Linked DNA regions of Homo sapiens: region 2 is linked to region 1. Evidence: read pairs that join two places in POLR2A ChIA-PET (ENCODE). Cell type or tissue: PC-9. All regions are shown on one strand. Links, peaks and the distances in the headings refer to the core of each region. The heading gives the core; the rest is flanking DNA.

Region 1 (16,230 bases), core at 4,032-12,031:
AGGGTCAACACCCCAAATTGAAAGCATCTGTTGTCAAGCTGCAGCAGGCAGGGAAACCCTGTCACCAGGTTAAGGCTTAAGTCAGAGCATTTTGCCAAATTCAACACGTCCAAGCCTCCCACTTGTCCCCCAAGAAAATTTCTCAGGGATTCACATCTTTCCCAGTCACCCCCTGGCCAGTGAGGAAGCACCGTGCATCGAGAAGAGCATAGCTTTGAGTCGTCTATGTGGAGCTGGTTCCATCTGAGCTCTGCCTCTTCCTGGCTGTGTCTTTTTGAGTCAGTTGCTTAAAATCTCTGAGCCTGATTCATCCATAAAATGAGGGTGATGAGAGGATTCAGTGAGAGACTGTACATAAACCACCTCCTGTAATGTGTCGGGGGCGTGGGTCCTTGTACATAGTAACTTCTACTGTTAAATTGCTACTGTGGTGTTATTTTCCCTAAGCTAGACAACCTGCAACTTGACCATTAGCCTCTTTTTTTTTTTTTTTTTTTTTTTTGAGATGGGGTCTCTGTCACCCAGGCTGGAGTGCAGTGGCGCAGTGTCAACTCACTGCAGCCTTGACCTCCTGGATTTAAGCCATCCTCCTTCCTCAGCCCCCCAAGTAGCTGGAACTACAGGCGTGTGCCACCATTCCCAGCTAAGTTTTTGTATTTTTTAGTAGAGACTGGGTTTTACCATATTGCCCAGGCTGGTCTCCAACTCCTGAGCTCAAGCATTCCGCCCCCCTCTCAGCCTCCCAAAGTGCTAGGTCAGGTCAGAGGCCTGACCATCAGCCTCTGAGTGTATTCTTTTAAAAAATTGTTTTTCTAGAGTTCGGGGAGGTTTGAGGAGAAGTCCAGTCTCATGCATAACAGCGAGCTGGCCTAGGGAGCACAGCCGGCTGCAGAATTCAGGGGGGAGGTTCTTACCAGGAGTGCCCTGCTGCAGGTTGTGGGAGCCTCTCACGGGCCCACTGAGTCACCAGGGCCTGTTACCAGAGGAGAGTTCACGCAGGCAGGGCCTGGGTGGTGGATGTGCATTTGGGAGCCAAACGCAGGTTCCAACTTGAGCCCTTTACCATGACTTCCTGGCTCAGTGGGTTCAGCACAGAGTTGTCCAGCCGTTCTCTCTCCTTTCTTACCTCTTCCTGCCTTCCCACCTCTCTGCATCCTCACCCTTAATGGTCACAATGCCGCATTTCCAGGGTGACCCCAGGTTCCCTCCCCGTGGCTCACAGTGCTGGTCAAAGCATTTGAGCCCCCAAATGCCCCACTCTCCAGATCGGAGTGTAAAGTAGTAGGTGCCAGTCCTGCTCCCTCGTGGGGCTGGGCAGTGAGCTCTCCCTAACACACACAAAGCACCTCCAGCTCAGAGGAAGCTCACACCTCCCATCCATGCCTTCAGGCTTTTCGGCACTGGCATTTAGAAAGCTATTCTCTGGATTCAGAACCCCCAGAGAGAGCTTTTCTCTGTCCTTCCTGATTATTGGTGTGTAAATGAAGGCCTAGAGTAGTGGTTCTTAAACTTGAGCGTGATGAGAGTCACCTGGGGAGGTGTTGGAAAACAGAGTGCCGGCCCAGTCCCACTCCAGTTTCACTGAGTGAGTCTAGGAGGGAACTGCGAATTTGCATGTCCAGGTTCCTGGGTCATCCTGCTGCTGGTCTGGGGTCATTTCGAGAGCTGCTGGACTGGCATAGAGAAGAGTTTCCTGGGTTGCCTTTGAAGATAAGAATTTCTGAAGGTTTGAGCACTGCCTTCAGACAGTGGCTCGGTAGAAGTCCCAAGAGCAGAAGTTGTCTGGAGAGGAGAGATGGCCCCCAGGATGCGCCTGACCAACCAGTCATACCTACAAAAGGGAGTTCTGGTTCTCTAGGGCTGTGATCTCTGGGGCTTTTCAACTTGGCTGTAGTAAAACTAAAGTTAGTAATATGCCCTGTTGTCATCTAGAAATTCCGCCATGAGCTATTACAGTAGTTTAGTTGGGACGCTTAAGGAGAGCAAGTCGTGGCAATTTCTTCTGCTGATTACAGCGGAGTTTTGGTTTTCTTGTTCCCGGTGTTTACTGTGTGGTGGAGCTGGATAAGGGAGCACCCCAAAGCCTCTAGTCCTGCCCAAGTGGCTTTGCCCTTCCAAAGACAACAGCCCCAGCCTTCATTTGGAGGTGGGAGAGGAGGACACAGAGAGGGTTGGAGGAGGCTGTGGGCATCGGGATCCTGTTTGTTCTTGCTGGCACTGCCTGGCCCGGCTTCCTGAGGAGTGAATCAGCCCATCCAAGGCTTGGCATGCAGTAGTGAGCCAAGGGTTGCCATGGAGATGGGCGAGGCCCAGAGCCCACAGGTCTGGGTGGCCTGACTTGTTTTTAAATGTTGAAGTCTGTGCGAAGAGGGAGGGCCTATCTCCACTTCTGTGGCTTTCTTAAAGCGTGACTGGTATTTTGGGGCCTGGAAAACTGCTGGTGTGGGAAACTTGCATCCCCAGTATTTGGTGTGTTGCTTACTTCCTGGGTGCTATGGACAACTATGACTAATGCTCTCCCAAGTTTAGTAGATGACAAAAACAAAAACCAGGGCTGACAAGCATCTTATTGAAGGAGGGTGATAAAGAGGCCAAGGTTTCCTCTCCTGCCCAACCCAGGAAAATCCCCTCTCTCTCTGTTATCTGCTGCTGTAATAACTCCTTTCAGCAGGGTTAATTTGCCCACGGAAGCAGTTTGTGATCCAAGGAAGGACAGAAGCCTAAAATCTGAGCCAACAGTCTCCCTTTAGCCTTCCTTCCCCACTTTCCTTTGGCCATTCCCATCCAGTCTTAGTGGAGCTCTGGATGGCAGTTTGCAGGTGTGAAGCAGATAAGTTTATCCATTTTCCTCCACTACCCAGCGCTCACACAGACTCCCACACAAACCAGGAAACAGAACCCCAGTGTCCTAAATTCCCCCGCTGCCACCCAGCCGCCTTCTCCGATCACAGGAGGACACAACAGCCGTCCACAGAGGGCCCATGAATTGACCCAGTGTCACCTCACGTCTTTCTCAGGGTTTATTATTATTGTCATTTTTTTTCCCTATGGAATCCGGCTGGCTGTAACACTTCACAGTTTTCAGAATGTTTTACATGCATCACTTTATTTAATCCTCTCCTTCAACCTACGTTGAAGGCAGGACAGGTATCATACTGTTTTTTTTCCACAAACGAGGACTGTAACGTTCAGAGAAGCTGAGGAAAGTGTGTAGTGTCAGAGAGCTCCTAGGTAGCAGTGCCAGAATTAGAGCCCAAGTTTATATCCATCACAGTCCAGTCATTCTCAACAGAGGCGTGCAATAGAATCCCTGGGAGCACAAAGAGTCCCCTGGGATTGCTGAGGCAGGTGCATGTTTAGAAATCCCCCAGGTAGGCTGGGTGCCATGGCTCACACCTGTAATCCCAAGCTTTGGGAGGCCAAGGTGGGTGGATTGCTTGAGCTCAGGAGTTCAAGACCAGCCTGAGCAACACGGTGAAACCCTGTCTCTACAAAAAAAATAAGAAAAAAAAAAATTAGCCATGTATGGTGGCTTCCACCTGTGGTGCCAGCTACTTGAGAGACTGAAGTAGGAGGATCGCTTGAGCCCGGGAAGCAGAGGTTGCAGTGAGCCAAGATTGTGCCACTGTACTCCAGCCTGGGTGACAGATTGAGACCTGTCTCAAAAAAACAAGTATTTTCCCAGATGATTCTGATGCCCACCCCATAAAGAAGCAGGCCCTAGGTGGCACAGCTGTGCAGGCAGCAGCTCACTATTCTTTCTATTAAGCCACCTGTCCCTTGTTGAAAATTGTGTATCATTTTGACCATGGGCTCAGCAGAGTAACCAAGTAGCCATTGCTTTTCCAGGAGGACAATGGGAAGTTGGGAAGAAAGTTCTCCCTCCTTCCTGGACTCCATCCACTCACCACTGCCCACCTCCAACCCCTCCCAAAGTGGTAGATATGGCCACCTCAAGGCCAAGGCATCCTCAGCAAGAAATCACTGTGAGCAATGATCTGCTCTCCACTTTCTGGGCTTTCCAAGGCAGCTGAATAGAGGAAGCATAACAAATATTTTGTCCTTTTTAAAAAATGGGCTGGGTACAGTGGCTCATGCTTGTAATCCCAGCACTTTGAGAGGCCAAGCTGGGTGGATCTCCTGAGCCCAGGAGTTCGAGACCAGCCTGGACAACATGGGGAAACTTCATCTCTACAAATAATTTTTAAAAATTAGCTGGGCGTGGTGGTGCACACCTGTAGTCCCAGCTACTCAGGAGGCTGAGGTGGGAGGATCATCTGAGCCTAGAGAGGTCGAGGCTGCAGTGAGCCATGGTCATACCACTGCACTCCAGCCTGGGTGACAGAGTGAGACCCTGTCTCAAAAAAAAAAAAGTGTATGGCCAGTCAGTACATATTACAGAAGATGGGACCTGGAGGAAAAGGGGGCCCACGCCAAGAGCACCCAGTTTGTTTGACCACAAAGGATTTTTCTTTGCAGTAGGATTTGTCCCATAGGCAAACTTGGCTTCTCCCACCCGGGGAGTGGCATGCAGTATGCCCTCCCCCACACTGAAACCACGTTCAACCCACTGCTCTTTTCCTCTTCCTCTGGGTTACCTCCTCTTTTTCAGCACACCTACTTCAAGAATTTCCATCAGGAGGCCAGGCTGTACATACGAACCTCCCCAGGTTCTAACTGGAACTGGTTTTGCACACTTGGCATAGAGTCCCCAGAGCAGCCAGGTGCCCCTAAGCTCCGTTACACTTTGATGTTTTTTGTTTAATCCTCCTTTGAAATTGGAAATGTTTCCTGTAACTCCAGGTGTGTGTTTCAGTGTAAGATTTCTGAACCTGTCCCTGCAGCAAGATTTTGCAGTGTGAGTCACTGAAATTCTCATCTTTGCGTGGGAGCCTTGGGTGAATTGTGCTCTCAGTGGTGAGTGGGTGTGGCAAGGGATGACCAGGACACCATTCATTGTGGGCCTGAGTTTGGGGCACTCTTGGGTTCTCATGTCTCCTGAGGCTCACATAAGCCCCAGGTGACCAGCTTACCTGTGTTCGTCAAACATAAGAGTGTTTGACTGGACTTCTTTGAGGGATGGGGGTGCTGGCAGAGTTGCAGATAAAGACCGAGGACAGCAATGCATGGGTTGTTTTTTTGTTGTTTTTATTTTTGGAGATGGAGTCTCGCTGTGTCACCCAGGCTGGAGTGCAGTGGCTCAATCTCCGCTCATTGCAACCTCTGGCTCCCGGGTTCAAGTGATTCTCCTGCCTCAGCCTCCCAAGTAATTGGGACTACAGGCACACACCACCACGCCCGGCTAATTTTTGTAGTTTTAGTAGAGACGGGGTTTCACCATGTTGGCCAGGCTGGTCTCAAACTCCTGACCTCAAGTGATCCGCCTGCCTTGGCCTCCCAAAGTGCTGGGATTACAGGCATGAGCCACCGCACCCGGCCTGCATGGGCTTTTTGTAAACTTGGTTTTCCAAAGTCTGTATAAGGATTTGCCTGTAAGTCACATTGGGACATGCTTCACCAACAGAAAGGGAAATTGTTGTCATTCCCCAAATATTCCCCAACCAACCTTAATGGGGCTTCCTTAGTATTTACTCTGGGCAAATAATTGTTCTTTGTGGTTTCTTTTTTTTTTCTTTTGAGATGGAGTCTTGCTCTGTCGCCCAGGCTGGAGTACAGTGGCGTGATCTCGGCTCACTGCAAGCTCCGCCTCCCGGGTTCACTCCATTCTCCTGCCTCAGCCTCCCAAGTAGCTGGTACTACAGGCACCCGCCACCACGCCCGGCTAATTTTTTGTATTTTTAGTAGAGACAGGGTTTCATCATGTTAGCCAGGATGGTCTCCATCTCCTGACCTCATGATCCGCCCGCCTCGGCCTCCCAAAGTGCTGGGATGACAGGCAAGAGCCACTGCGCCTGGCCTCTTTGTGGTTTCTGACTCTTGTGAGACATTTGAAGATGGATCTGGATAAAAGGCCTGATGGGAAAGGAAGCTGGTCCAAATGAAGAGGACACAGGAGAGGAGATCTGGGTGGATTTCAAATACTTTTTCACTGAAGTAGTCATTCATTTATGGAGTAATTACTTACTAATGACCATCCGTCCAAAGCATGGATGGGGCAAAGGAGATAAAAGAATGACTCAGAGGTCCCCTGGACCTCAAGGAGCTTGTGCTCTGCTGAGATGGGAGGCAAACCCCAGATAGAGGAAGGGCAGAGAGTGTGGAGCATGGATGCTGGAGAGGACAGGATGGATGCGACACTGGCCTGCTCACGTGCTTGGCTTGCTCAGGGGTTGCATTTGCCATTTGCATGGGAGGAATGGGAGGAAATGGGTGGGGAAGCAGCAGGCTTGGCTTAGGCGATCACGACAGCATTCTAAGAGGGACTTGTACTAGCAGAGGCACAATGCACGAGGCTGAACTCGGGAAACTTGGAGAGATTGCATCTAAGGAGCAGACAAGGAGGAGGCAGGGTTCAGTGGTGTCAGCTGCTGTGGGATCCCAAGACATAAGGATTCAGCAAAAGTCTTAAGACTCACCACCCCTTTCGGGTTGGGAGAGATGCAGTGACGAGCCAGTGAGGACTTGGAGGTGGTTAAGACGCCAGCTCAGGGGTGAAAGGAAAGCAGAGAGCACCCTGAAGGAGCTGCGAGGTTGAAGAAAAAAAGGGTTCTATTTCTGGTTTTCTTCTGTTTGGATTTTTAGGTTAGGGAGACCTGTCTGTGTCTTCGCAAAGGTCAAAAAAGTGGCAGAGGCAGACCTGCATAGTCAGGAAAGAGGTTAATTAGTGGAGCAGGTTCTTGAAGGAGACAGGAAGCTTTGAAAGAGAGAGACCCCTGCTTCTTTATTATTGTTTTATACACTTTGTTTTAGAATAATTTTAGATCTACAGAAAAGTTGCAGAGATAGTGTAGAGAATTCCCTCATCCTCCTCCCCAGTTTCCCCTATTGTACCATCTCATATTACTGTGTTTCATTTGTCACAACTAGGAAACCACCGTTGGTACATTCTGTTAACTGAGCTCTGGACTTAGTCGGATTTCACTAGTTTTTCATGTAACGTCCTATTTCTGTTCCAGGGTCCTATCCAGGACACCACAGGACAGTTGTCATGCCCCCTCAGTCTTCTCTGGGCTGTGACAGTTTCTGTCTTTCCTTGTTTTCCATGACCTTGACAGTTTGGAGAGAAGTGCTAGGCAAGTATTTTGTAGACTGTGCTCAGTTGAGGTTTGGCTCATGTTTTTCTCAGGGCCTAGCACCAGTGAAGAAACGAAGAAATTTCCAGTAAAACAATGGGAAAAAATGACCCTTTTCCTCTCGGCCCTCTCAAAGGGATGGAACCATTTTTTGGCCAGATAGCAAAGGAGCTTTTCCCAGCAAAACCAGAATGTTTCCATTTGGCTTTTCTTGGAAACAAAAGAGGAAACCATGGGCAGGGCCGCGAGCTGGGAGTAGAAGCTATGGGCTCTCTCCTGCATCCCCGCATCCCCGCCCGACCAGCTGGGCATACTACAGGTTGCCATCCTCTCTCCAGAGCCCTGGGAACAGGGCACTGTCTCATTCAGCATCCGCATCAAACCTGCTCTGCTCCTGGGATGATAGGCTGGGGTGGGGCAGCCATCGAAGAAATTACATGGTCAGCATGCCGCCATATGTCTGTTAATTAACCTGGGTGGAAGCCATCGACCCCTTGGCCTCCCGGACTCCTATATTCTCATTTATGGAGTCCCTGAATAATTGACTTGGCACCCTCTTTTAAGGGTTAAAGCTCTCTTTTTTTCTTGCTCCTGGCCCCTCCCATTTAGTTTCTCCTATTATTAAAGTAGCTGAAGCTGGGCGCAGTGGCTCACACCTGTAATCCAAGTGCTTTGGGAGGCTGAGGCAGGAGGATTGCTTGAGGCCAGGAATTTAAGACCAGCCTGAGCAACATAGCGAGACCCCTGGCTCTACAAAAAAAAAAAAAAAAAAAAGGGTTTAAAATATTAGCCAGGATTAGCGGCATGCACCTGTAATCCCAGCTACTCAGGAGGCTGAGGTGGAAGAATGGCTTGAGCCCAGGAGTCCAAGGCTACAGTGAGCTATGATTGCACCACTGCACTCCAGCCTGGGTGACGAGAGCAAGACCCTGTCTCAAAAAATAAAGCAGCTGGGGTGAAAGCCGGATGGGGACAGGGGAGCCCCTCTATGCCACACCAGAAAGTGAGTTCTCCTAGAAAATACTTCAGAGCGCCTTAGATAGCGCTGCCTGACAACCATGAAAGGCATTATTGGGTGGCACTGGTTATACAAGTTTTGTGACCCTGTGACCCCAAGCCATTGTGACTCAGCCAACTGGAGCAATGTCTCCAACAGCGTTACAGAAAATGGGGCAGCTGATGGTTCACATAGCATCCCCCCCGGCCGGTGAACTCAGTCATTCTGTCAGAAAAGGCAGCAGGGTTCACTCCTGATTTTTGTCCAAGTGTTCCCAGTCATGCCCCTGGCCCTCCCTTTTCTCTGGGTTACTTGAACCTTTCTCCTCTCTTATTGTGAGTTGTTAAGCCTGTGAGACCGAGACCTATGGCAGCTTTTCCCATTTCTCCAGAGCCAGCTGCTTTTCCTTCCTGGTTGTAGTGAAATGTTGTAGCTTTGACAACCAAGCCGCATGATGTAAGGTTTAAGGTGGGGTCCGAATGCGGGGGACTCCCGACTCCGGGCTTGGCCTGGCCCTTGGCCAAGATAAGAGACCTGAGATGCTTCCTTTTCCCTCGTGGTTCCAGTTCTCCAGCCCAGCATCCTTCTTACCACCTGTGCACAGAGACCGGATCAATGACTGGACTTAACATATTGGCTCAGGGTCCTCGACATTGGGGCTCTCTATAAGATGGAAGGGGCCTTACCCCTGGAGGTTCCACTGGGGTACCCTGTCATTATCTGAGCGTGGAACATTCCCAGAGAGACGCAGCTCCTGCTCGTGAGAGGCTGCTGTGCAGAGCGTAGCTTTACCTCATCTTACAGCTTAGTTCCTTGGCAGACCTGGGATTGTTTTCGTTCTTTTCTGCGACTCAGTTTTCCCAGCAGATAAGGGGTGGGGTCATAACTTCACTCATCAGGGGAAGTAAGATGACTTGGGAGATAATTGCTTGATAAGCACAAGCCTAGAGCAAAAAGGACAGTAATGAGCACTGTCTCGCTATCTCCCTATGCGCGCAAGAGCATCACAAGACCAGGGCGAGAGGGAGGACCAGGGTGAGAAACAGGTTGTGGCTAAACGTGGACCAAAATTGAGCACCGGCCTACAGTTTTCAGGTTAACGCTTTTATGTCCAGGAGGCCAGCAGCTTCAGTCTTCCATTCCCAGGGGACTGACTGGGCCTCCCTGGGGTTGGGGTGGAAGGAGGGAAGGTATCACCTTTGTACTTTTTTTTTTTTTTTTTTGAGAGGGAGTCTCGCTCTGTCGCCCAGGCTGGAGTGCAGTGGCGCAATCTCCGCTCACTGCAAGCTCCGCCTCCCGGGCTCACGCCATTCTCCTGCCTCAGCCTCTGGAGTAGCTGGGACTACAGGCGCCCGCCACCACGCCTGGAGAATTTTTTGTATTTTTAGTGGAGACGGGGTTTCACTGTGTTAGCCAGGATGGTCTCGATCTCCTGACCTCGTGATCCACCCGCCTCAGCCTTCCAAAGAGCTGGGATTACAGGCGTGAGCCACTGCACCCAGCCCACCTTTGTACTTTTAATGCTCAGGGACCTGGGGGGGGACCCAGGCCAGGACTTGCCATGTACAGAGTCAAGACCGCCCAGTGTGTGCTTGTCTAGTCCCTTGTGTACGTGAATTCAAGCCACATAACTCTTCTAGCCCAGCACGCTCCCAGCAGGGCCCGCCTCCCCGCCTAAGCTAACTGCAGTGCTCTTGGTCGGGGAACCCATGGTCTGAATGCGAGTACCCTGCTGGGTCCAGGACGGTGGAGACTCACGCTTCTCCCCAACCAAACAGTGATCTGCTTGCTGCCTTTGGATTAGGCCAGGAGACCCTCCCTCACTGGCCTTTTATTAAGAAAGAAAATCAGACTCGTCTTTGAACTCAGAACTCTCAAGTTCATTTGAACTCTCAAATTCTTGTGCCTGTGTGAGTTTTTCTCCTCTGCCTTGTCCAGCCGCGGGGCATGTGGCGTCGTACAGTCCTTACCAATGTTTGGAGCTGCCTGCCCTAAGGTGCGGCTGAGAGGCTGAGAAGATGCTGAGTGACAGTCCACAGGCTGGGAGTGCAGGGCTGGTGGGGCTTCATGCTGGTAAAGTGAGGTGGTTCTCCCAGAGCCCATTTGGTACCTTCCTCTTCAGATGCACTTCTGATATTATCTTCTTTATTCTTTAGCCATACCTAAAAGGCAGGGAAGGGCCGCATCTCACAATCCCTGCTTTACAGATGGGAACACTGAAGCAATAGAATATGAAGCTAGACTCTGCAGCCCCTCGTGGTGGAAGCACACCTCCCTGGCAGGAGCAAATCCCCTTATGCTCCTGGGGGGTAGGTGAGTTTGTGACTGCTGCAGGCGGAGGTCTGGGTGGCCCTTCCCACTATTGCCACATCTGCTGTCCACCCAACATGCCCACACTCACTGCCATATCGTAAGGGAAAGGAGAGGAGGAAAGGAGGAAGGAAAGAGAGGCCTGTCCACACCATGGGCTATCAATAGCTCCTGGAGCCGAGAACCAAGGTCCCTGATGAGCGGGCTCTGACATAAGAGTGCCTCTGTTGAGGAGGGTGGACCAGCAAAACCTGGGCCCACCCACTCCTGCGTCCAGCCGGCTACCACACTGGAGGCCTGTGAGTCACTCCCCCGGCAAGCCCTGGTACGGGTGACGACGAGGGAGCTCAGCTGGCACTGGGGGGACTTGGCAGGAGGCCTCCTGCACAGCATCTAGTTCAGCAGTGCCAGCGAGGGGAGGCCCTGGCATGTCATTTACTGAGCAGCAGGTCTCCAGGGACATTGCAGCTGCCCTCCCTGGTGCATGTGTGTCCGGAACTGTGTAACCATCACCCAAGTCAACAGTTAGAATACGACACCCCCAGCCACATGGCACCTCCCTGAGCATAATTTCCTCCTCCACCTAAACATCACCACTCACCTGATAACAATGCTTTTCCTTTATCATTTATAGGCACATGTAAGCGTCTAGCTCTGTGTGCATCCCTAAACAGCATAGCGTTTTTAACTACATGGAATCATATTGTGTGTGTGCCTGTGGCTCTGGCTTCTTGGTTTAGCATTGTGAGATGCACTCATGGTGTTGCGTGTAGCTAGAGTTACTCGTTTTCACTGCTGTATAGTGTTCTGTTGCCTATAAAATACCCCTTCAGCCAATGGGCGGCAGGTAGGTCACTGTTTATTCCTCGCTTGCTGGTATTTTTAGTACCTGCATGAATCAAACACACCCCGTAATGGCATCTACAACTACCAGGCGTATATGAGGGGCAGAGACCAAGGGTGGTCACAAAGTCCTTTGCAAGTCTCACCCTTAAGCGCGTGGGGACTGTGTTGTTGCTGGCAGCCAGAATTAATGCTGATGTCCTGTATGTCTTGCAGCTTGCCGGGATTGCTGTCCTTGCCATTGGACTATGGCTCCGATTCGACTCTCAGACCAAGAGCATCTTCGAGCAAGAAACTAATAATAATAATTCCAGCTTCTACACAGGTGAGGGACGGGGAAGGCTCAGTGAATTCAGACCCTGGCTCCAACAAAGTTCCTGCAACTTTGGAGGCCCCATGTTGACCCAGGGACTTGGGCTTGGGAAAGACTTTTGCTCTAGCCACGCTGGCCAGTCGTGTCCCTTTCAAGTTGTGCAGTTTTTGTGTGTGTCGTTGTGCCTGGGAATTTGCGTTTAACTGATGTGGTTTCTTTTCCTGATGGCCAAGTCAGGCATGTTGATGGTTCTCTGATGTGATGTAGCCTCTGCCAAAGTTGTACTCATTCTTGAGGGTTTACGAACCTCTGTTCTCATCTCTGATGCTCTCTCCTGATTGTCTTCTTATCCTGCATCATTTCCTTAATTCAAAAAGCTTTGTCCTGGGGATCTGCAGTGCTGGAAGAAGATATAGACAGCTTTCCTCTTCACTGTTCAGATAGGGACTCTGAGACTGGGAAAAACATCAGCCTCCTGGAAAACACAGCAACAATAGGAGAGACTAGAATGGACTCTGCCCAGTCCTTTGGACCCCTGGTACTGGGGTAAATGCTGTAGTGTTTAGTTTTATTTGTTTGTATTTGACACGACTTTTGCTTTGGGAGAGAGGCTTCCAGTTTAAACCTGCCTGGGATCCTCTGAACATGAACAGACTTGGCAGGTTTCTTTCTACACTCAGGCTTCTTGGCAGCCTTGCTAGACCATTCTATCCCTCTCGTTGCCGTATCACCACGTCAAAGCTCCCTTCAGAGGAGGGGGAGCCTGGTGCCTGCCAAGTGCAGTTGCCCGCGTCTGCGTGAATTCAGACTCTGCGGCTGTACTCTGCCTGGCTTGGAGGTAGGAAACTTTTCATTTGTGAGGAACAAAGGAAACCTCCTATTTTTAGGATGACGCTGACATGTTGTCAGGCTCAAAATGTAAGTTTGGTCACTTCCTTCCCACCCACCAAAAAAGTTATTTTTACAAACGAGGGAGAAAACAGTTATCTCCCAGTCCCTCAGGGAGAAGCAAGGCTGGCCAGCCACGTAGACCTTCCCTTTCCCACCTCTTGAACTGGGTAGGGAGAGTCTTTAAAAACAGCTCCTTTGGTTGCGTAACATTTGAGCCCTGTGGATAGTTTTGCTGGGTTTACTGCTTTTTATTGTTAGCTGGGGTTTTTTGGGGTGTGTCTCTCTATTATCGGAAAGAAAGTGAGAGAAAGCACAATGTATGTTTAGAAAAAAAACTACACATACACACAGAGTTTTTGGGGAACAGGTTTCTATAGCGCCCTGACTTGTTTTGGCAACAGACCATTTTTTGGGAGTCTGTGACAGGCTTAGAATGCTGTCCTGCAGAGCAGGAGGGAGGAGCCGGGTGCGGGTGCTGGGGAAGACTCTCCACACTCCACGCCGTGTTCCAGAAGGGAGCCCTGTGCTGGGGGAGCAGGTCTGCCGGCAGGAGCAGGCACAGTCAGGCCTGCTTTCCTAAGCAAAAGCCCTGTGGCCGGCGCGTGTGTCTCCAAAGAGAGACTCAGTCCTCCCTTGTCCTGGCTGCTTCTAACAACCCACTTTTTCTTTTCTGTTACCCAAAGCCTCTATGGCTGATTCTTTATATTTTTAGATGTGGGAGTTAAGAATCTCATGGGTAAGAGGATGGAACTGGGAGGAAGACACTAACATTTTTATTTTTTATTTTTTTTATTTTTTTTTTGAGACGAAGTTTCAATCTTGTTGCCCAGGCTGGAGTGCAATGACACAATCTCGGCTCACCGCAACCTCTGCCTCCCAGGTTCAAGCGATTCTCCTGCCTCAGCCTCCTGAGTAGCTGGGATTACAGGCATGTGCCACCATGCCCAGCTGATTTTGTATTTTTAGTACAGACGGGGTTTCTCCATGTTGGTCAGGCTCGTCTCCAACTCCCGACCTCAGGTGATCCTCCCGTCTTGGCTTCCCGAAGTGATGGGATGACAGGCGTGAGCCACCTCGCCCGGCTGGAAGACACTAACATTTTTGAGCCCCCTTCTTTGTGTGTCATTCATTGTCTTGTGTGTATTATATAATTTAATCCCCTTAGCTCTACGAGGAGTGTGGAGTGATTCTCATCTCACAAGTGCAGAAACCGAGGCCTAGAGAGCTGAAATAACTTGTCTAAGCTTATATTCCCTCAAGAGGCAGGGCCAGGTTTTGAACCCAGGCCTAAAAGAGCTGCTTCTCGGGTTGTCATTGCCAGGTTGTGGGGTCTCCCTCTGTAGGAATGGAAGAGGTCTGTACTGGCTGAATGTGCCCCATTGGCAGGGATGGGGTGGCGCTGTCTTGGCCCTTTTACTTCACCCAAATTGCAGTCAGGGAGAGAAACCCCTGCGTCGGTGGCCCAGCCAGCAGCTGACAGGTGGGAAAGCTGCAGGGTGGCAGGAGAATGGTGAGTGCCATTAGAGGAGCTGGGGCTCACCTCTGGGAACCTCACAGGATTCAGATCCTGCAGGTCATTGCAGGGCCCTGCTGGTGGCCGGTGGTCCTACCTGAAGTGACCAGGAGGGTGATTTGAAGGCACAACCCCAAAGAGACACAGATCCCCTAGTTGGGGTCTAAGGGCCACTGTCCACTTAGCTCTGCCAGGGAAATACAGATCCTTTGCAGCGACACCCCATTCGGGGAAGAGAGCGGAGCTTTGAAGACTTCGTTCTGCCTGCAGAAGCGCCGGCAAGGGGGATGATGCACGGTAAAGTTAGAACAGCAGCACTGTGTCTGGGCACAGTGATCAGCCCTGATCTCAGGTGATCCGTCCGCCTCAGCCTCTAGCACTTTGGGAGGCCGAGGCAGGCAGATCACCCGAGGTCAGGAGTTCGACACCAGCCTGGCCAACATGGCAAAACCCCACTTCTACTAAAAATACAAAAATTAGCTGGGCGTAGTGGCGTGCACCTATAATCCCAGCTACTCGGGAGGCTGAGGCACAAGAATCTCTTGAACCTGGGAGGCAGAGGTTGCAGAGAGCTGAGATCACACCACTGAGGCTCTGTCTCCAGCCTGGGAGACAGAGCGGGACTCCATCTCAAAAAAAAAAAAAAAAAAAAAAACAGCAGCACAGCACTCTGAGCACTGCTTAGGTCTGAGCTATGCCCTGAACGTCACTGAACGCTTTAGGAAATAATAATTGTCGTCCATGGGCAAAGGGCCAAGGAGGCGTCGCTCTGTGTCCCCTTCCCCACGAGGCTGTGAGACCAGCCTTCTGTACTGGCCCAGAGCCCTTCTCCTAGCAGATGAGCTTGGAGTGCCAGCCACACCCTGGCTACTTTTCCAAGGAATAGTCATGGGGTGACCGCCCCTTGCACTGGGCCACCAACTGTCTGCAGAGCAACCCACAGGCCAGCCTGACCATGCAGCTGACTTTTCAGGAAACCTGAACAGCCCAGGGGTGTCTTTTCTCCAGTGGGGCCACAGCTTACCAAGTAGAGAAAGAGTATATAACCAGGCAGAAAAGCAAGTGAAAACCTTTCCAACATTCAGAACAGTCTATGGTAAGTCCAGAGCAGCTGACAGCCTTATATGGGCCTTCTCTCCAATCCAGGCCTGGAGATTCAGCCCGTCAGCAAGATCCCTAATCCCAGGCTGCAAACTTGTTGGGGAACTTCATTTTCTTGGTCCTAGGCCAGCAGCCTTTCCCAGCTCCCTGGTGTCCCTCCAGAACCATGGCTGCTGAATGAGGGCATCTAGGGGGGCTCCAGCCAGAGGCCGTGAATGCCCCCCCTTCCTCGGCCAGCCCCCTATCCATGATGAGGTGCCTGGTGATTTTCAGGACACGCGACACTTGGCCTTAGTAAGCTGGCATCCCCATCCTGGCTTGTGACCTGGGGCAGTTCATTTTATTGCTCTGGGCTTCATTTTTCTCCCTCCTGAAACCAGCACAGCTTACACAACCACAGCACAGCTTACACACCCACTCCCCTCTGGGGCAAAGAAGTACAGCGTGTGGCAAATGGAATTCCATTGTGGCACTTATTCCCGTGAACTCGGGAGGGCGGGAACCAAGACGAAACCAGTCGGGGCAGAGGTAGGGCTCCTTTGAACACCTGGTGGAGTTATTTGGATATAATAAACTTTTATTGCAGGCCAGAGGCCCTACCGGATTTTGTTCTCCTTCACACAAACGGGCGTGGTGAGTGCTGTTTGCAGGACAGAGCTGGTGTAGGGACGGGAGCCTGCTGTGTCCTCTCCCTGGGCTAAACTGAGAGCCCTGGTGAACAGTGAAAAACACTGTTCCATTTCTTGTGTAAAGGACACGCTGGCATATGCTACTGCTGCTACACCAGCCTTTCTTTTTTTTTTTTTTTTCTGGGCCTGTAATGTCAGCCTGAAAAAAGCAGAATAAACAACCCTTAAGCAAATTAATACCGTAATCCTAGAGAAGGCTCTGTGATGGATAACTTTTTCCATGAGTCAGACAGCAAGCTAACATTCGCTTGTTTTATAAAGGGGAACACTTTGTCATTTATCAACAGCAGCCTTGGCTAACAAGCTTGGGGTGTAAGCGATGAGTAGCTTCTCCAAAGGGAAGCACTGAATAGCCCTTGTAAAAACCAGCCCGAGCCCTG
Region 2 (8,000 bases), core at 1-8,000, 140 kb after region 1:
CACCCCCCAGTTTCCCTCTCTCTCTCTCACATACACAACCCCTCCAGCTTTGCAGGGCCAGCCAGGGCAGTGGCTGGGAGTGGCTGCCACGGAATCAGGTTGGGCCTCACCTGCTGTGTGTACTTTGAAGGGTAAAGGTTCTCAACAGGAACATCACTGCCATTCTTGGTGCAGTCGCCATAATCGCCCCCAAGTCTGTCCAGGGTTTCCTATGAACCCACATACACCAAGAGATCAGAGGACAGAGCAAGTGCCTCTGGGTTCTCTGCCTTCCCTCAGTTCCAGGTTGTATCTCACACCTGCCAGCCCCTCCTACTGGCCTCGCCCTCTCAATACATGCTTCCAGCCACCCCCATGCCCACCCACTGCTCATTTCAAGGCCACTAGGCCCAGAGCATCCCCAGAAACCCTAAGCATGCCTTGAATGCCTTCTCAGCACTTGTCCCCCAGGGTCCACCCTGCAGGGCTTTACTTCCCAGTGCCAGCCCCTCTGCCCCTCATTCCTGCTCCTGAAGACCTCCACATGCTCAAGGCCCACCCCACATGCTCTCCCTCTCCAGCCTCCCATGCCTCCCCGCTGCCCCTCTGCAATCTGAGGCGCTCCTTCCAGGCCTCCCAGTCAGCATCCTTGCCTTCCTCATGCTGATGGAGGTCTCCACGCCAGGCCGCAAGTTAAAGCCACCATCATCCATAAAGGCAGGTTCATCCTGCCCGTGCACCATTACCCGGGCCCCAGTCACTGTGGACAGCAGGGGAATGAAGTCATTCTGCTCTGCGCGCAGCATCAGGGACAGACCTAGGGGTGCAGAGAGAGCAGAGTTGGCAGAGGCGGGAATCCTAGAAAAGAGTTAGGAGATGGAAATCCACTCTCCCTTCCTTGCCCAGTCTCTAAAGCTGCAAGAGAAGCAAGTTCAGGAAGACCCGCAAAGGGACCTGGCAACCCCTGAGCTGGAATCTGGAGGCAGGAGGAAGACCTGGGACGGGATTCCTCTCATGCCTGGAACGGACTATGTGGCACCTATTGGGGAGAGACAGCAGGCAGGACCCCTCCCAGCAGCTCTAGGAGGTGAGCTCAAGGTAAGTACAGGTGAGTGGCTGAAGCAGAGGGCGCCATGGAGCAAGCAGGGAGCTTCTCACCGTTGTTGATTCCAGGCATGGAAGACATCCAGAGGTTGGAGTTGTTCTTGTCATTGAAAGTATAGCAGTTTCCATACATCGGGTGGTGGAAGTGAGAGTAATTCCTTATCAGGAAAGAGAGAGTAGGGTCAGAGAGGAAAGTGTAGGTGGTGCAGGGAATAGGGAGATGAGGCAGAGAGAAATGTCCACTCTCTTAAACTCCTACAGGACTTGTGCCTTTCAGAGCCATTTGTTTCCTGATCACCTACTATGTGCTGGCACAATGCTGAGAGCTTTACTCACACTCCCTCAGTCACTCCAACCAACAGCCTGTGAGAGTCTCATCCTCATATCACAGAGGAGGAAGCTAAGGCTCAGAGAGCTCAAACAGCTGGCCCAAGGTCACACATCTACCTTCTAGTCCAGGCTCCTCTCACCAGGCCATCTGGGTTCACCGGCATTGACTTCCGTGCTGCCTTGTAACTTCTCTCTTGTTGCATTACAAAGATTCTTGCATGTCCCTAACTGCCCATGCATCTAAGTGTTAGTTCCCCATTGAATCATGAGCTCCTTGATGACAGGAGCCACATCTCATTCATCTCTGTGTCATCTCTGGGTTAGTTGCATAGATCCTGTCATCTAGGAGATAGAGGAGATGATTAATAAATAGTTGTTGAGTGAGGAATGAATGAATGAATGAATGAATGAATGAATGAAGGGGAGGAGGGGAGCAGGGTTAAAGGAGAAAGTGTGACCAGTGGTGAGCACGGAGCTGAGGGGAGGAAGATCAGTACCAAGTGTTTCCTGGGAGCCTCTTGCATCAGTATGTCTCAGAATGGTAGGTCCAAAACTCATCTGTGACAGGTGTGGGGACAGAGAGAAAGCAATCACAGAGGCAACACAGCTGCAGTAGGACTGCAATTTCACAGCAAATCACAGGTTCCAGAACAGGGAGGCTGTGTGGGTTGTAGCACAGCACATGTGCCACACGGCACAGAGAGGATCTGTGTTCTGCTACCCTGCCATCTTGGAGCTAGCGACGGGAGCCAGGCAAAGACGGAAAGGGGACTTCGGCCAGTGAGCAGCAGAGGAGGACTAAAGAGAAGAGGGAGAAGAGGCTGGCCAGAGATAAAGGGTGGGGTTCTGGTTGTACGGTCTCAAGCAGGTCATTGTTTCTAAGCTTATTCTCCTCCTCTGTAAAATGTAGGATGATTCTGTAAAATGAGGAGATTGGAACTAGGTGATCCGGGATATTCCACTGGCCTTGAAGAACAAAGGCACAGAGGCGTGACATACTGGTGCACATTCTAGGATGTACTGGGAAGTCAGCACTTCTAGAGCCCAGGCTAGATGCAGGGAAGGACTGAAGGAGAGGCTACAGAGGTGGCCAGTCCTGAAGGCTGGTGAGCCCTTCGCACACAGAGAGGGGACAAGTATAATGGTGGGTGCTGCCCCCATGGAAAGCAGGCACAAGTTCCATCAGCGGTGGAGAAACACGGATGGGTTTTAAAACATAGAGCTTCGAAAAAAAAAAGTGGTGGGGCACAGTGGCTCACGCCTGTAATCCCAACACTTTGGGAGGCTGAGACAGGTGGATCAGTTGAAGTCAGAAGTTTGAGACCAGCCTGGCCAACATGGTGAAACCCCGTCTCTACCAAAAATACAAAAATTCGCCAGGCGTGGTGGTGGGCACCTATTATCTCAGCTAGTCGGGAGGCTGAGGCAGAAGAATCGCTTGAACTTGGGAGGTTGCAGTGAGCTGAGATTGCACCACTGCACACTACAGCGAGACTCTGTCTCAAAAAAAAAAATAGTAAGAGGTGAAATGAGATCTATAACACAATACCATTTATATAAATTAAATACAGATTTTGCAAAAACACATAGAGATACACACTAAGCACATTACTATAGTGGCCTATGAGAATCAGTATAATGTGATGGTTAAGAGCACAGACTCAGCCAGGCGCAGTGGCTGACGCCTGTAATCCCAGCACTTTGGGAGGCCGAGGCGGGTGGGGTCACCTGAGGTCAGGAGTTTGAGACCAGCCTGGCCAACATGGTGAAACCCCATCTCTACTAAAAATACAAAATTAGCCGGGCACGGCGGCACATGCCTGTAATCCCAGCTACTCAGGAAGCTGAGGCAGGAGAATCACTTGAACCTGGGAGGTGGAGGTTGTCATGAGCTGAGATTGCGCCATTGCACTCCAGCCTGGCCAGTAAGAGTGAAACTCCGTCTCCAAAAGAAAAAAAAAGAGCACAGACTCCAGAATTAAATTCCTTGTATTTGAATCCTGGGGCTCTAACAAGTATTAGATGTGGGACCAAACAAGTTACTTACTTAATCTCTCTGTACCTCAGTTTCCTCAGCTGTAAAATGGGGATAATAAAAATATCAACCTCACAGGGGTGTTGAGCATGAAATTATGCTTAGAATGGTGTCTAGCCTTAGTAAGAGCTGTATTAGCTCACTAGTACGATTACAGGGATTCATTAAGATGGCTAAAGTCAAAAAGACAGACAACAGCATGAGGAGGAGGTAGAGAATTTAGAACCTTCATACATTGCTGTTGGGAATGTTAAATGGTGTGACCATTTGGAAAAGTCTGGTAGCTCCTCAAAATGTTAAATATAGAGTTACCACATGACCCAGCAGTTCCACTCATAGGTAAACACCCAAGAGAAATAAAAACATAGATCCATGTACAGGATCCACAAAAACATGTACAGGAATGTTCATAGCAGCATTAATCATAACAGCCAAAAAGTAGAAACAATCCAAATGTCCATCAACTGAGAATGGATAAGCAAAAATGTGGGCCGGGCGTGGTGGCTTACACCTATAATCCCAGCACTTTGGGAGGCCGAGGCAGGAGGATGGCTTGAGCTCAGGAGTTCGAGATCAGCCTGGGCACCATAGTGAGACCTAGTCTCTACTAAAATTAAAAAAAATTAGCTGGGCATGGTGGCATGAGCCTGTAGTCCCAGCTACTTGGGAGGCTGAATCAGGAGGATCGTTTCAGCCCAGGAAATCAAAGCTACAGTGAGGTCTGATTGTGCCACTGTACTCCAGCCTGGGTAACAGAGTGAGAACCTGTCTCAAAAAAAAAAAAAAAAAAAAGGTGGTGTATCTACACAATATCATAGTATTCAGCCATAAAAATGAAGTTCTGATCCATGCTACAACATGGATAAGCTTTGAAAACGTTATGCTAAATGAAAGAGGCCACTCACAAAAGACCACATATTGTATGATTCCACTTATGTGAAATGTCCACCACAGGCAATCCATAGAGACAGAAAGCAGAAGAGTGGCTCTCAGGGCTTGGAGGAGGGGAGAAAATGGGGAAGAACTGCTAATGGGTACAGGGTTTCTTTTTGGGGTAAGGAAAATATTCTAAAAACAGGTAGTGGTAATGGTTACACAACTCCAAATATATTAAAAATCACTAAATTATACATATTAAAAGAATACATTTATGGTTTGTAAATTATATCTCAATAAAAGTGTTATTAAAAAAAGATTATAGGGTGGGGGAAAAGGGTGTAGTTATCGGGGAGGAAAGGGGTGAGAAAGCCATGCTAAGGAGTACCAACTTGATGCTGGAGGCCGTGAGAGACACTGAACGATTTTAAACAGGAGGATACAGTTTGGATGTTTGTCCCCTCCAAGTCTCATGTTGAAATGTGATCCCCCATGTTGGAGGTGATCCTAGCTGGGAGGTGTTTGGGTCACAGGGGTGGGTCCCTCTTGAATGGCTTGGTGCCCTCCTCACAGTAATGAGTGAATCCTCACACTATTAATTAGTTCACCCGATAGCTGGTTGTTTAAAAGTGCCTGGTCTCTCTCTCTCTTGCCCCCTCTCCTCCCCTTCTACCATGAGTAAAAGTTTCCTGAGGCCTCCCCAGAAGCTGAGCAGATGCTGGTGCCATGCTTGTACAATCTGCAGAACCCTGAGCCAATTAAACCTCTTTCCTTTATAAATTACCCAGACTCAGATATTCCTTTTTTTTTTTTTTTTTTTTTTTTCAGATGGAGTCTTGCTCTGTCGCCCAGGCTGGAGTGCAGTGGTGCGATCTCGGCTCACTGCAACCTCCACCTCTTGGGTTCAAGCAATCCTCCTGCCTCAGCCTCCTGAGTAGCTGGGGCCACAGATGTGTGCCACCACACCCGGCTAATTTTTATATTTCCAGTAGAGATGGGGTTTCGCCATGTTGGCCAGGCTGATCTCTAACTCCTGACCTCAGGTGATCCGCCCATCTCGGTCTCCCAAAGTGCTGGGATTACAGGCATGAGCCACCGTGCCCGGTGAGATATTCCTTTATAGCAACACAAAATGGACTAACACACAGGACTAACTGGAATAGTTACATGTGGTGACGTGAAGTAAGGTTGAAGTACAAAGGTTCCTGTAGTTGCAGAAGGAAGGGAGGATTTGGAGGCAAAAGAACGCAGTAGGGTGGAGTGGTGGGTATAACAACCCAGGCGAGCAATGAGGCTCTGAGCTGACCTAAGCGCCTAAGTGCCAAGATAAAGATGAACCATGGACTTTCTGTTGAGGGGGAGGCAGGCACACAGAGCAAAGGGAGGGCATCGGGTGAGGGCATAGGGAAAGCACAGGTGTCCATGGACTTTCTGTTGATGGGGAGGCAGGCACACAGAGCAAAGGGAGGCATCGGGTGAGGGCATAGGGAAAGCACAGGTGTCCAGGTGACAGTTAGAGGAACTTGGTGACAGGTGTGGGCGGACTCAGGCTTAGGTGTTGCTACCATCTTACTTCCCAGCTGGTAGTTTCTGTCCTCAAACAAATGCAAAGACTAAAAACAGAACAAAATCGTGTACTGGGCAGAGTGTGTGTGAAGGGTAAGAAGTGACACCTTGCCCTGTGGCCATTCTTCAGCAACAGGGGAGGGAATGCCCCCTGTAGAGTGGAGCCAGGCAGAGGCAGGGAGATGGCTCCGGAAAATAAACGAGCAGGAGGAGAAGGCAGGGGAGGAGGGGGCCAGAGGTTACAGAAGGGGACCCCCCCCTCGCCTCAGCCTCTCCCAGCCCTCAGAGAACCTGCAGCTGCTATGAGCTGCTTGCAAGGACATTATAACAGGGGTCCTCACAGAATGAATACCCGAGGGGTAGTGGGGTGGGAAGAATCCTTAGCCAGGGCCGGCCCATTCCCAAGGGCAAGTCACTTCACCTGTTTGAGTACAAGAGTAATGAAACCCATCATTTACTGTGGTCTATAAAGTGCCCTCACGTTTGTATCTCACACACTTGGTACAGCTCTTGAGATGAGTGTTATCGTCATCATCTTCGTCACTTGAGTAAAAGTGCCAAAGGAGCATGGATTATATAGTTTTTCCTTTGATGTAGTCCAAATGCCTAGAACAGTGACTGGCACATAGCCCAGATAGTCAAAACTATTTGTTGAACGAACACTGAATGAATCTCATTTTTTGTTTTACTTCCATTTTACAATCTAAGAAATAGGCTCTGAAGGATGATGTGATACATCCAGAGTCACCTGGCCAGGAAGTGACAGAGCTAGAGTGGGAACTTAGGTTTAGTCCCTCAACCCATGCCACTCCACCTCACTACTACTGCCAGCCTCAGCTCAGGGAACAGAGTATGAGACAGATGATCTCCTAGGCCCTTTTGAGCTTTGATGCTAGGGAGAAAGGGGCCTTAGAAAGACCAAGACCCTGGCCAGGCATGGTGGCTCACGCCTGTAATCCCAGCACTTTGGGAGGCCAAGGCAGGCAGATCACCTGAGGTCAGGAGTTGGAGACCAGCCTGACCAACATGGACGTTGACCAACGTCTCTACTAAAAATAAAAAAATTAGCCAGGCGTGGTGGCGCATGACTGTAATCCCAGCTACTCAGGAGGCTGAGGCAGGAGAATTGCTTGACCCCAGGAGGTGAAGGTTGCAGACAGCCGAGATCGCGCCATTGCACTCCAGCCTGAGCAACAAGAGCAAAACTCCATCTCAAAAAAAAGAAAAACAAAAAAGACCAAGATCCATGCTTCCAGCCTTTGGTTTCTCAAAGCCCCAGTCTTCCCAAGGCATCCTGTGAGGCCACTTCCCTCAGATCCAGCAGTGCAGGGAGCAGCAGGAGTTCGTAGGGCGCTCTCTGGGGCAGGGTGTGGGCCCAAAGCCAGTGCTTCCCCCTGGCCTGCTGGCACTGGCATTTTTTTAGTCAACAAGCATTTCCTGGGCCCTGCCCATGCAGGGCGTGAGGCTGACCCAGGGAAGCGGACCCCGCGGAGAGCAAGGAGCCAGGCAGGACTGACTCACGCCTGGTTGCAGGAGACCTGGTTGAAGCGGCAGGCGAAGATGAAGTTGCCCAGCGTGTCCTCCTCCAGGGATGGCAGAGTCTCTGGCAGCCTCGACAGGATGTTGATGTAGTGGAAGCGGTACCACTCCCTCACCGCATCCACCCCTGATGAGTATGTCTGGTAGAAGCAGTCCGATTTGTTCTGGTTGCACTGGACACAGAGACTAGAGTCAGAGGGGACACGCAGCCGGGGATAAGCCCCTTGGCAGGGCCAAGGGCAAAGAATGAGTGATCTGGGGTTCTGAGGACTGACGGACAGGAGTCGGAAGCCAGGAGTGGGGAAAGACAGAAGTGGAAGAGAAGCAGAAGTCCCTAGGAGCATGGACCAGGGGAGCATGGGATTAAGGGAGTTGCAGGCCAGGAAAGGAGACCAGTAGCTGCACACACACGGTTTTGGTTCATTTATACCTCCCCTGCCTAGGGTGGAAGGAGCAAGACTTTCCCTCCCATTTCACTGATGGGAAGACTGAGGGATCAAGAGATTTGTCCCAGCAAGAGCTGGGACTAGGACTCCAGTCCCCAGCCCACTCTTACTAATGGGAACTTCCC

What was found. ChIA-PET counts read pairs that join two places held together with the same protein. Peaks named below come from ENCODE experiments on the same cell type or tissue, not always from the same donor. Only the 100,000 strongest peaks of a DNase experiment are listed, where the experiment ranks them.
Region 2: POLR2A ChIA-PET joins it to region 1 with 21 read pairs; 5 of 35 experiments call an interaction of 5 or more read pairs at or near these places.

Annotation. Positions count from the first base shown.
Region 1 is chr12:6,213,867-6,230,096 of GRCh38, forward strand. It overlaps CD9 (CD9 molecule), which reads left to right. Exons shown (of 8, transcript NM_001769.4): 2 at 11,560-11,668. It overlaps LOC105369625 (a long non-coding RNA gene), which reads right to left. Exons shown (of 5, transcript XR_001748979.2): 5 at 10,103-10,352. Among named protein-coding and RNA genes, the nearest start is that of CD9, 22 kb to the left of the region's middle. RefSeq lists enhancers at 4,083-5,282, 4,513-5,385, 9,025-9,578, 9,579-10,130, 10,131-10,684 and 3 more and silencers at 1,317-1,611, 5,397-5,691. In PC-9, for the core only: no CTCF peak of the experiment used is centred there; DNase peaks (open chromatin) are centred at 4,765 and 8,305; H3K4me3 peaks cover 1,319 bases; H3K27ac peaks cover 6,628 bases.
Region 2 is chr12:6,354,640-6,362,639 of GRCh38, forward strand. SCNN1A (sodium channel epithelial 1 subunit alpha) reads right to left here. Exons shown (of 13, transcript NM_001038.6): 4 at 7,412-7,602; 5 at 1,138-1,241; 6 at 633-796; 7 at 111-209. It overlaps LOC107984500 (a long non-coding RNA gene), which reads left to right. Exons shown (of 4, transcript XR_007063191.1): 4 at 886-1,140. Among named protein-coding and RNA genes, the nearest start is that of TNFRSF1A, 17 kb to the left of the region's middle. RefSeq lists an enhancer at 7,462-8,000. In PC-9, for the core only: a CTCF peak has its summit at 1,162; a DNase peak (open chromatin) is centred at 7,381; H3K27ac peaks cover 517 bases.